Linked DNA regions of Homo sapiens: region 1 is linked to region 2. Evidence: chromatin contacts called from ENCODE Hi-C or POLR2A ChIA-PET data. All regions are on one chromosome and are shown on one strand. The core of a region is the stretch at or near the end of the contact, and the rest is flanking DNA. Distances in the headings are between cores, read along the strand shown. Region 1 overlaps DNAJC5 (DnaJ heat shock protein family (Hsp40) member C5). Region 2 holds the start of TPD52L2 (TPD52 like 2).

Region 1 (5,249 bases), core at 2,268-4,767, 46 kb before region 2:
AATACAGAAATTAGCAGGGCGTGGTGGCAGGTGCCTGTAATCCCAGCTACTCAGCAGGCTGAAGCAGAAGAATCGTTTGAACTAGGGAGGTGGAGGCTGCAGTGAGCCAAGATCACGCCACCACACTCCAGCCTGGGCGACAGAGCGAGACTCCATCTACCAAAAAAAAAAAAAAAGGCCGGGCACGGTGGTTCATGCCTGTAATCCCAGCACTTTGGGAGGCCGAGGCGGGTGGATCACGAGGTCAGGAGATCGAGACCATCCTGGGTAACGTCGTGAAACCCCGTCTCTACAAAAAATACCAAAAAAAATTAGCCAGGTATGGTGGTAGGCGCCTGTAGTCCCAGCGACTCGGAAGACTGAGGCGGGAGAATCGCGTGAACCCAGGAGGGGGAGCTTGCAGTGAGCGGAGATCGCGCCACTACACTCCAGCCTGGGCAACAGAGCAAGACTCCGTCTCAAAAAAGCTAAAAATTCTTTGGCATTTCTAACCACATCATAGATAATAGTACTTAAAATAATATTTCAACATAAGCATTCCATTATGAAGCCCAGAAGGGTTTTAACAACAATTACAAGGTAAACCCTGTGGGTCACAGCACCTCCACGGTTCTGAGTTCTGGGCTGTAAGGACTGAAGTCTGGGCGCCACTTTCACCAAGAGACAGAAGCAGGCGTCAGGGCTGCTCTAAGGTACTCGGCCAACGGTGAGCGTCCCGGCTTCTCACTACTGCCTCGCTCTCTCCCCAGCCTCCTGTGGTCCCCCCAAGATGGTGGCTGGGCAGGTGGCCTCAAGAGACACTGCCTGAGGGGTGGGAGGATGGAGTGCTCAGAGAGAGACATTCCAGGCCACAAAGATCACACATCCTGCAATGGACGGTCTGAATATACAGATGCTAAGAAGGTGGCTGTTAGGGCCTGGCGCGGTGGCTCACGCCTGCAATCCCAGCACTTTGGGAGGCCAAGGTGGGCGGATCCCCTGAGGTCAGGAGTTTGAGACCAGGTGGTCAACATGGTGAAACCCTATCTGTACTAAAAATACAAAATTAGCTGGGCGTGGTCGTAGGTGCCCGCAATCCCTACTGTAAGCTACTTGGGAGGCTGAGGCAGGAGAATCACTTGAACCCAGGAGGTGGAGGTTGCAGTGAGCCAAGATGGCACCACTGCACTCCAGCTTGGGCAACAAAGAGACCCTGTCTCAACAATAAATAAAAAATAAAAATACAAAAATCAGCCAGGTATGGTAGTGCACGCCTATAGTCCCAGCTACTCAGAAGACTGAGGCGGGAGAATCACTTGAACCCAGGAGGCAGAGGCTGCAGTGAGCTGAGACCGCACCACTGCACTCCAGCCTGGGCAACAGAGCGAGACTCTGTCTCACTAAAAAAAAAAAAAGAAAGAAAAAAAACAGGCTGTTAGGAACCCTGGACCCTGGGGCAAGGGGAACAACTCTAGAAAGAACAGATGACGTCTGAGGAGAAGCGGGAGGAGAGGGAAGGAGACAACAGGTGCTGCGGACTGCAGGGAGTGGGGCAAAGACAAGTCACCTAAGGAAACAAAGGAAACACGGAGGAACTACCAAGAGCGACAGTCACACTGGGATGGGGAAGACACAGCAGGGGCTGGGTCAGCAAACGGGCATGACACAGCACAGGGAACTGCAAAGAAGGCACCAGCAAACACCTCTGGGAGAGACAGTGCAGACAGGGAGATGGAGACGGGGCAGGGAACTACCTCTTTGCTCTAGATGCCCTTGGCTCATTCTATACAAAAAAAAAAAATTGCTAAAAATACAAATACGAAAAATAAAATACAACTGGCATTTCTTTTATCCTGCTGGGGAATCTTAATTTAAAATCTGTGATGAACCATGTAAAAACTGACTGCCGGCCGGGCACGGTGGCCAAACCTGTCATCCCAGCACTTTGGGAGGCCAAGGTGGCCAGATCACGAGGTCAGGAGATCAAGACCATCCTGGCCAACATGGTGAAACCCCGTCTCAACTAAAAAATACAAAAATTAGCTGGACGTGGTGGCAGGCGCCTGTAGTCCCAGCTACTCGTGAGGCTGAGTCACAAGAATCGCTTGAACCCGGGAGTTGGAGGTTGCAGTGAGCTGAGATCACGCCACTGCACTCCAGCCTGCAGCCTGGGCGACAGAGCGAGACTCCGTCTCAAAAACAAACAAACAAAAACCTGACTGCCAAAGGATACTCAGACAGGTAGGTCAGGCAAGGGAAGGACTGACAATCAGAGCATGCTAGGGACAGGGACTTGGAACACAGTTAAAAGGGTAAAAGCCCCACAGTTTGAATGTGTATTTCTGGATTTTTATTTGGAATAGATATTATCTATTCCAAAAAAAACCCAATTAACTCTGTAAATACATTTGAAGAAATTATAAACAAGAGTCAACAAAGCAAGCTAGAGAAAAGACGCTGTGTGCCACATCACAGGTGTCCCTCACCTTTACTCTTTTTTTTTTTTTTTTGGAGACCGATTCTCACTCTGTCGCCCACGCTGGAGTGCAGTAGTGCACTTTCAGCTCACTGCAACCTCCGCCTCCCGGGTTCAAGCGATTCTCCTGCCTCAGCTTCCCGAGTAGCTGGGATCACAGGCATCTGCCGCCATGCCCAGATAATTTTTGTATTGTTAGCAGAGATGAGGTTTTGCTATATTGGCCAGGTTGGACTCAAACTCCCGGCCTCAAGTGATCCGCCCACCTCAGCCTCCCAAAGTGATGGGATTACAGATATGAGCCAGTGTGCTAGGCCTTTCCTCCTAACTTAAAATGAATTTCAAATGTAAAGACTTTCCAGCCGGCCATGGCAGTTCATGCCTGTAATCCCAACACTTTGGAAGGCTGAGGTGGGGAGACTGCTTGAACCTAGAAGTTTGATCATTCTGGGCAACATGGTGAAACCCCATCTCTATTAAAAAAAAAAATACAAAAACTCGCCAGGCGTGATGGTGCACACCTGTGGTCCCAGTTACTCAGGTGGTTGGGATGGGAGGATCACTCGAGCCCAGGAGGTCAAGGCTGCAGGGAGCCGAGATCGCGCCACCGCACTCCAGCCTGATTGACAGAGCAAGACCCTGTCTCAAAAAAAAAAAAGAATTCCTAAAGTCCCTGGAAACACAGAAATCCCCAAAAGATTTCAGCTTTCCTCCTTAATTCTAAGAATAAAAAGCAACAGTGATGCTGAGCTTAACGCAACACGAGAACAGCAAGAGAAAATAAAACTGCTTCCACGACCATCACCAAGCATCCAAGTACGAGAGGAAGTGAATCTGAGCTGGAGCCATGGCAGCGCCCGGCCGAGCCAGGGAGGAGCAGACAGGCAGGGCAGCTGGCCCTTTTCACACAGTAACAAGCCCCATGCTCGCTCACACACAGAGTGCCACAGAAAACGAACGCCTGCCCTCGTGAGTCACAAAGTTAATGTCAAGAAGCAACAAGACCAGCGGCCACACCTGAGGAAGGATCAACTGCCTCAACCCATAGCTGCCACCCTGCCCAGAACCACGGTTTCCTGAAACTATAAAACCATTCCAAAGGTATGATTAGCTACAGAGAAACAAAACCAAACCCCACATGCTGAAGCCCTTTTAATTCACAGACTCATCTACTGCCCCAGGTCCTAATAGAGCATTCAGTGAATGTTTGCTGCATTAATTTTATTGGTATTGACTTGGGTCTGGAAACCTAATAAAGATTTTTTTTCTTGTAAACTGATGCTTAGAATACAGTAATTCAAAAAGAAAAGCAGATCAGAAGTTGAACAAAATAACTCCAGATATACATTTGAATACAAAGAATTGAACAGGCCGGGCATGGTGGCTCAGGCCTATAATCCCAGTACTTTGGGAGGCCAAGGCAGGCGGATCATGAGGTCAGGAGATAGACCAGCCTGGCCAACATGGTGAACCCCCGTCTCTACTAAAAATACAAAAATTAGCCGGGTGTGGTGGCGGGCACCTGTAGTCCCAGCTACTTGGGAGGCTGAGGCAGGAGAATCGCTTGAACCTGGGAGGCAGAGGTTGCACTGAGCCGAGATCATACCATGGCACTCCAGCCTGGGCGACAGAGTCAGACTCTGTCTCAATTAAAAAAAAAAAAAAACATTCTCAAAACCCTATTACTTGGAGAGCAGGTTATCCAACACGACACTCATGCCCTCCTGGGCATCGGGCACCCAGGTACCTCGGGCCTCGCCCTCCCAGTCCCAAGCGCACATCACTTTTTTTTTTCGAGAGGGAGTCTCGCTCTGTTGCCCAGGCTGGAGTGCAGTGGCGCGATCTCCACTCACTGCAAGCTCTGCCTCCCAGGTTCACGCCATTCTCCTGCCTCAGCCTCCCGAGTAGCTGGGACTACAGGCACTCGCAACCATGCCCAGCTAATTTTTGTATTTTTAGTAGAGATGGGGTTTCACCGTGTTAGCCAGGATGGTCTCCATCTCCTGACCTTGTGATCTGCCCACCCCCGCCTCCCAAAGTGCTGGGACCACAGGCGTGAGCCACCGCGCCCGGCCAGCGCACATCACTTTCGATGGTGCAAACAGCAGACAAAAAGTCCAGGTGACACCAATGAGGCCACAGGTTATGACACCTGGGTAGCGACTATTCAATCAAGGTTTGAACCTCTCCATACAAAGGGGGCCTAGAACAAGCAAGCACCCCCAGGAACAGAACGAGTCTGAAGACACGAGTGGTCTTCCGTTACCGCAGCACTGCTGGTCAAATCACTCAGGTCTGTGCAACACTAGAGAAGAAAGCTCCTAAAGCAGAATCGTTACTACAACCAAAAATATTCCAGAAAACCTTAACACAGTCCCAAATATGAAAGACAAGTGTTCTTCATAAGATCAGTAACCACGAGGTCATGCTGCTTGCTGGTCTTCTACCCTCACAATACTAAATCCGCAGGATTCTGGTCTGGTGCACGCCCTGGCCCAGGCGGGCCTCTGCTGCCCCCCGCAGGCTCTCCTGAGGATCCCCAGCCAGATGAGTCTGGACATACTTCCTATCACGGAAGAAAAGGCATAAAACCAGCAATCGATTCAGTAGAAATCTACTCTCACGGGGAAGACTTTTTTCTTTCTTTTTCTTTCTTTGAGACGGAGTCTTGCTCTGTCGCCCAGGCTGGAGTGCAGTGGCACAATCTCGGCTCACTGCAGCCTCTGCCTCCCAGGCTCAAGTGATTCTCCTGCCTCAGCCTCCAGAGTAGCTGGGACTACGGCACGCATCACTG
Region 2 (5,839 bases), core at 1,517-4,016:
AGGCTGAGGCAGGAGAATCACTTGAACCCGGGAGATTACAGGCGTTGAGCCACCACGCGCGGCCAAAAAAAAATTCTTTAAAAAAAAAAAGAAAAACTGGTCGGGCGGGGTGGCTCATGCCGGTAATCCCAGCACTTTGGGAGGCTGAGGCGGGCGGATCACCTGAGGTCAGGAGTTCAAGACCAGCCTGGCCAATATGGTGAAACCCCGTCTCTTTTTTTTGAGACTGTCTCAAAAAAAAAAAACAAAAGAAAAGAAAAAGAAAAAAAAACTATGCCTTTTAAAAGACAACACAAAGACACCAGATTAAATGCACTTAACAAAGATACTCTTCTTAAAAGCTGGCTGCATCTCACTCCCTTCAAATGTCCCATAGGACTGGAGCCGTGTGCACTTCCTTGGCGCTCCACAAACGCTTACTAAACGAAGCGTATCCACTTTTTTATCCACTGATTCTCTTTTTTTTTTTTTTAGACGAGTCTTACTCTGTCACCCAGGCTGGAGTGCAGTGGCACGATCTCCGCTCACTGCAACCTCCACCTCCTGGGTTCAATCGATTCTCCTGCCTCAGCCTCCCAAGTAGCTGGGACTACAGGAGCACACCACCATGCCCGGTTAATTTTTTTATTTTTAGTAGAGACGGGGTTTTGGCACGTTGGTTAGGCTGGTCTCAAACTCCTGACCTCAAGTGATCCACTGGCCTCGGCCTCCCAATGTGTTAGAATTACAGGCGTAAGCCACCGAGCCCAGCCTTTCTGTTCTATTTAAAAAAAGACAAATGAGGCTGGGCACAATGGCTCACACCTGTAATCCCAGCACTTTTGGAGGCCAAGGCGGGCAGATCACCTGAGGTCAGAAGTTCGAGACCAGCTTGACCAACATGGAGAAACCTCCATCTCTACTAAAAATACAAAATTAGCCGGGCATGGTGGCGCACGCCTGTAATGCCAGCTACACGGGAGGCTGAGGCAGGAGAATCGCTTGAACCCAGAAGGCAGAGGTTGCGGGAAGCCATGATCGCGCCATTGTACTGCAGCGTGGGCAACAAGAGCGAAAATCCGTCTCAAAAAAAAAAAAAAAAGTAGAAAGACCAATTAACCTGGCATGGTGCGCCTGTAGTCTTATAGTCCCAGCTACCTGGGAGGCTGACGCAGGAAGATCGCTTGAGCCCAGGAGTTGAAGATTGCAGTAAGCTATGATTGCACCACTGCACTCCAGCCTGGGAGACAGAGGGAGACGCTGTCCCCAAAAAAAAAATTAAAAAAAAAAAAAAAAAAGGCCAGGCGCGGTGGCTCACGCCTGTAATCCCAGCACTTTGGGAGGCCGAGGTAAGCAGATCACGAGGTCAGGGTATCAAGACCGTCATGGCTAACAGTGAAACCCCGTCTCTACTAAAGATACAAAAAATTAGCCGGGCATGATGGCGGGCGCCTGTAGTCCCAGCTAGTTGGGAGGCTGAAGCAGGAGAATGGCAGTGAACCCGGGAGGCGGAGCTTGCAGTGAGCCGAGATCTAGCCACTGCGCTCCAGCCTGGGCGACAGAGTGAGACTCCATCTCAAAAAAACAAAAACAAACAAACAAAAAACACCCTCCAGAATAATGCAGCACCTAGGAATTATAAAGCTTAATATGTAGCCGGGCACAGTGGCTCACGCCTGTAATCCCAGCACTTTGGGAGGCTGAGGCGGGCGGATCACAAGGTCAAGAGATCGAGACCATCCTGGGCAACATGGTGAAACCCTGCCTCTACTAAAAATACAAAAATTAGCTGGGCCTGGTGGCGCGTGCCTGTAGTCCCAGCTACTCAGGAGGCTGAGGCAGCAGAATCGCTTGAACCCGGGAGGTCGAGGTTGCAATGAGCTGAGATCGCGCCACTGCACTCCAGCCTGGCGTCAGAGCAAGACTCCGTCTCAAAAAAATAAAGAAAGAAAGAAAGAAAGAAAGAAATTTAGCATCCCTCTCTAGAGCCCCAAAATGCAAGGCAGACTTTTATCATCTTCTCAAGATTTTAATCTCCTGGGCTCGCTCCACGCCCCTCAGTGGCCATCTCATACTGCTCTGGGGAGACTGTTCTGGAAACAGGCCTGGTATGCTGGGTGTGCCCCTGACTCACTCCACCCCCTCTCCATGAGGCAACCCCTAAGCAGGCTGAGCTCCGAGCAGAGTTGCTGCCCAAGGGGAGCTCTGCTGAACGCGAAGACCCCTTCTCTGCTCGGGAGCCGCCCTCAACACCTCGGACTGGGTCCAGGGCCAGACAGCGTGAACCCGAGGGCCCCGCGCAGGGACCGGGGGGTGGCAGAGCAAGCAAGAGCAGGGCACGGGGTGGGCGGCATAAGCGAGACCTGCTGGGAGCGACAGAACCCAAACTACGGGAGCAACGGCGGGCGCCAGGGAACCACACCTCGGAACGGTCCCAGGGGAGACCAGGAGGGCGGCTGGAGAGAGCCCAGGAAGCGGTCTGGGCCGCGGGCAAAAAACACACCACGACCATCATAAGCTTCGAGGTCAGTGGCCCCGGGAGCTGAAGAGGGGCCGCGGGGTGGGTGAACCGAGACCGAGAGGACAGAGAGTCGCAGACGCGACCCCGGGAGACGGAGAACAACGGGCAGCCTGGGCCCATCTGCGGCGAAGGGGCCGGGCCCGGCAGGTACCTTGGCCGGCGGAGTCCATGTTCGGGCGGCGTCCGGACCGCTGTCGCGGGCGCTATGGGAGCCGAGCGGGCGGCGCCGGGAGAAGCTCGCCGCGTACACACTAGCCAGCGGAACTGCCTCAGCTCCGCGGCGTTTCGTAATCCGCGATGCGACGGCTACTTCCGCCCGGGCACGTGCTCCGCCTTCTTCCCGCCCCCACCAGTGATATCCAATGAGAGTGCCGCTTGGCCCGTCCTGGTTTACCCGACTCAACCTGATAGGCCGAAACTGCGGGCGAACCAGGAAAGGGAGGCGTGGTTCGGCGGGAATCCATTCCAGGTTGACTCCACCAGCGAGAATCACAGGTAGAACGGTCAGAGTAGCGGGAGGACTGGGAAGGTGGGAAGTGGGAGGACCGTCCAACATGGCGCTGTGGAAAGCCAGCGCAGGGCCCCAGGGGATCTTCCGGGGCGGATGCAGCTGCCTAGGAGTGCTGGGGCTCGCGCGCCTCGGCGGCTCAAACTCTGACCCCTTGAGATCCTTTCCAGCCCGACCCCTTACTTTAGGGGTCAGCCTGCCCCCGTAAGTCCTGTTATTTATTGTATTTATATTCTTTTTTTAGTTGGTCCTTTTTTGTTTGTTTTTGAGACGGAGTTTCACTCTTGTTGCCCAGGCTGGAGTGCCATGGCGCGATCTCAGCTCACTCCAATCTCTGCCCTCCGGGTTCAAGCGATTCTCCAGCCTCAGCCTCCCGAGTAGCTGGAATTACAGGCGCGCGCCAACACGTCCGGCTAATTTTCGTATTTGTAGTAGAGACGGGGGTTTCGCCACCTTGGCCAGGCTGGTCTAGAACTCCTGACCTTAGGTGATCCACCCGCCTCGGCCTCCTAAAGTGCTGGGATTACAGGCGTGAGCCACCGCCCCTCACGCCTGGCTAGTTTGTCCTTTTCATGGGGACTTTTTATTGTACGCGGGTTACTCTGAAAAAGATCGCGATTCGTCCCCTCGCCCTGCAGGCGCCGCTGCCGCCTCGCCTCGGGCGTGGACCCTGCGGCTCGGGCCTGCGCGTGTGCACCCCGAGGTTGTCTCACTTCCTGTTCAGGGCGACCAGCGCTGCGCCCTCCCCACTCCACAGATGAGGAAGCTGAGGTTAAAGTCACTTGCCCCAGGTCACTCCGCAAGTTGAAGCGCAACCAGGATACTCTGGAACAGGATGCCTGACTTCAGAGGAGAGGCGCGTAACCACCAGGCAACTGGCCCCACGAAAACAAGTCCCGCAACTTCCCTTCTTTGGCTCCTACTTGCTCCCGGAAGAAAAGCCTTAAACGGTATTCAAGCCCTTTAGGATCTGATGTCCTAGGACTCCACTCTGGGCTTCCAGCCTGGGGTGGTACTGGTCCCTAGGCATGGAAGCTCCTCCCACTGCCCCTTCCTTCACCCGGCCACCTCCTCCCACAGGTGTCTTCCTGGTACTCTTGCACAGGCCCGAGTCCCTTACCACCACGGCCTTAGCCTGCTCTCGTGCTCTCAGTAATGTTTTCTCCATTTGCTGCCTTTCATTCTTTCCAGAGATTCTTGCTCAACCCAACCAGGCCAGCCCGGGGACTAGGGACATGTAGGGACAATAGTCCCTGCTTCAGGCAGTTCAGGGCAGACCACAGAGATGTGACATTACAGACCATTGTGAGCAGAGGCCTTGTCCCATTCTGTGTTGCATCCCTAAGCCAGGAACAAAGTCCAGCCCAGGCCTGGCTCCAGGGGACACGCAGTAGTATCCTCTGGCCTGTGCAAGTGTATCTGTAGCCTCACATGCCACCATGTGAGTCTGCAATCTGTCTGTGAATGCCCTGGTGTAGAAGCCAGGAGTTTGGAGGTGGGAGGGAGCCCTACAGAATGATAGCCAGTGCTAACTCCTGGGAATGTCCAGCCACTAAGACCTGCCCACAGCCCTGCCATGCCAATGTCCTCCTTTTCACGGGAGCAGCTTGCACAGACTTTCAGCGCACAGCTGGCATTGTCTTCCCAGGAGCCATCCTGTAACCCAGGCCAGGTGAAGGGCTCCTCCCTGGGACCCCACAGCCCCGTTCCCATCATCCTTTTGTGGTGATCAAGGCACCCATCACACAGTATTGCCATAAACCGGGTCAGGTTAACCTTTCATTCCCTTAGGAGCTGGGTGGGGGCAGCCAAAAGTATTTGTAGGAGGAAGAGAGAAAGGAGGGGACAGAGCTAGGAAGAATGGGAGGACGGTCAGAACGCCCCTGTGAAGGAAGGAGAGCACCAAGTCCCCGTGTTCTGCCTACCCTCCCCCAGACAGCAGATCAGGAGCACCCCGCGCGCCCCCCCCCGCCCCGCCCCGCGTCGGCGCCGGCCCCCTGCAATGGTTGGCGGTATGGGGAGGTGAACCAAGAAGGCCAGGAGTTCAAGTGCGTGATCCCCCACTGGGGCATATAGGTTACAGCCGCCAGGGCAACTGAAACTCCTCAGGCTCCAGAGGGCTGAAGTGAGTCGCCTCCACGTTCTTGAGGTGCTTCCGAGCCAGGAACAGTGCGAGGCGCCGGCGCCGCCGCGAGCTCAGGCCCTGGCCCACCAGCCATGGGAAGGCGGGTCCGTGTGGCCCCAGGGCCTCCTCGCCCTCCAGCTCCTCTTCGCAGCGTGCACGGTAGGAGCGCAGCAGCGCCAGGCACCAGTCCTCGTCCACGCGGTAGCGTGCATAGAAGGCGGCCTCCTGCGCCAAGCTGCCAGCGCGCAGCCAGCGGGTGACGACGGCGCGGCCCTCTCGCGCCATCACGACGGGGTAGCGGTGCTCCAGCAGGCGCAGCAGCAGCTCATTGCCCCGGTTGCCCTCCACGTCACCAGGTGACAGGGGGCGCAGGCGGCCCGAAGTGCTGACCACGTCATCCTGCGTGCGTCGGAGCAGCAGCACCGGCCCCGGGTAGCAGCACAGCTGCTCGGCCACGTTGAGGTTGAAGTGCTCGCGCACGGTGCGCACCACCAGCCCCTTCCAACTGTGGGGCATGACCTTCAGCGCCAGCGGCACAAGGTCGTCGAAGGTGGCGTCCAGCACCAGTGCACCCAGCTCCGGGTAGGTCATGGTGGCCCAGGTGGCCGTGAAGCCGCCAACAGACCAGCCGTAGACCACCAGGTGCGCGGGCGGGAAGTGCAGGCGGTGCAGTGCGTACTCGACCACCACGTCCATGGCGTTGGCG

Evidence for each region. Hi-C counts contacts between places; a loop is a spot of excess contacts on that map. ChIA-PET counts read pairs that join two places held with the same protein, here RNA polymerase II (POLR2A). Pooled maps may share reads with other maps.
Region 1: a pooled map shows a loop between it and region 2 (4-fold over the local background). The contact joins the enhancer-like site here to the promoter of TPD52L2 in region 2. A Hi-C loop is called at or near these places in 1 of 168 maps with a recorded cell type or tissue (CD14-positive monocyte), 1 of 37 single-sample maps with no recorded cell type and 4 of 50 pooled maps. POLR2A ChIA-PET finds 5 or more read pairs at or near these places in 16 of 52 experiments (AG04450, B cell, CD4-positive, alpha-beta T cell and 13 more).

The regions. Positions count from the first base shown.
Region 1 is chr20:63,909,544-63,914,792 of GRCh38, reverse strand. All of the region lies in intron 1 of DNAJC5 (DnaJ heat shock protein family (Hsp40) member C5), which reads right to left. Among named protein-coding and RNA genes, the nearest start is that of MIR941-1, 7.3 kb to the left of the region's middle. RefSeq lists enhancers at 2,016-2,516, 3,938-4,437. Within about 2 kb of position 3,517, at least 15 of the 41 ENCODE cell types and tissues checked have a DNase peak (open chromatin) inside an H3K27ac peak, as active enhancers do; they include CD14-positive monocyte and PC-3, where a contact is called at or near this core.
Region 2 is chr20:63,862,197-63,868,035 of GRCh38, reverse strand. TPD52L2 (TPD52 like 2) reads right to left here and starts at 2,766. Exons shown (of 7, transcript NM_003288.4): 1 at 2,652-2,766. The coding sequence starts at 2,670. It overlaps ABHD16B-AS1 (ABHD16B antisense RNA 1), which reads left to right and starts at 2,963. Exons shown (of 2, transcript NR_165314.1): 1 at 2,963-3,212; 2 at 3,766-5,839. It overlaps ABHD16B (abhydrolase domain containing 16B), which reads right to left. Exons shown (of 1, transcript NM_080622.4): 1 at 5,048-5,839. The coding sequence ends at 5,086. RefSeq lists enhancers at 1,315-2,034, 2,756-3,476, 2,516-3,715, 3,809-4,038 and a silencer at 3,299-3,348.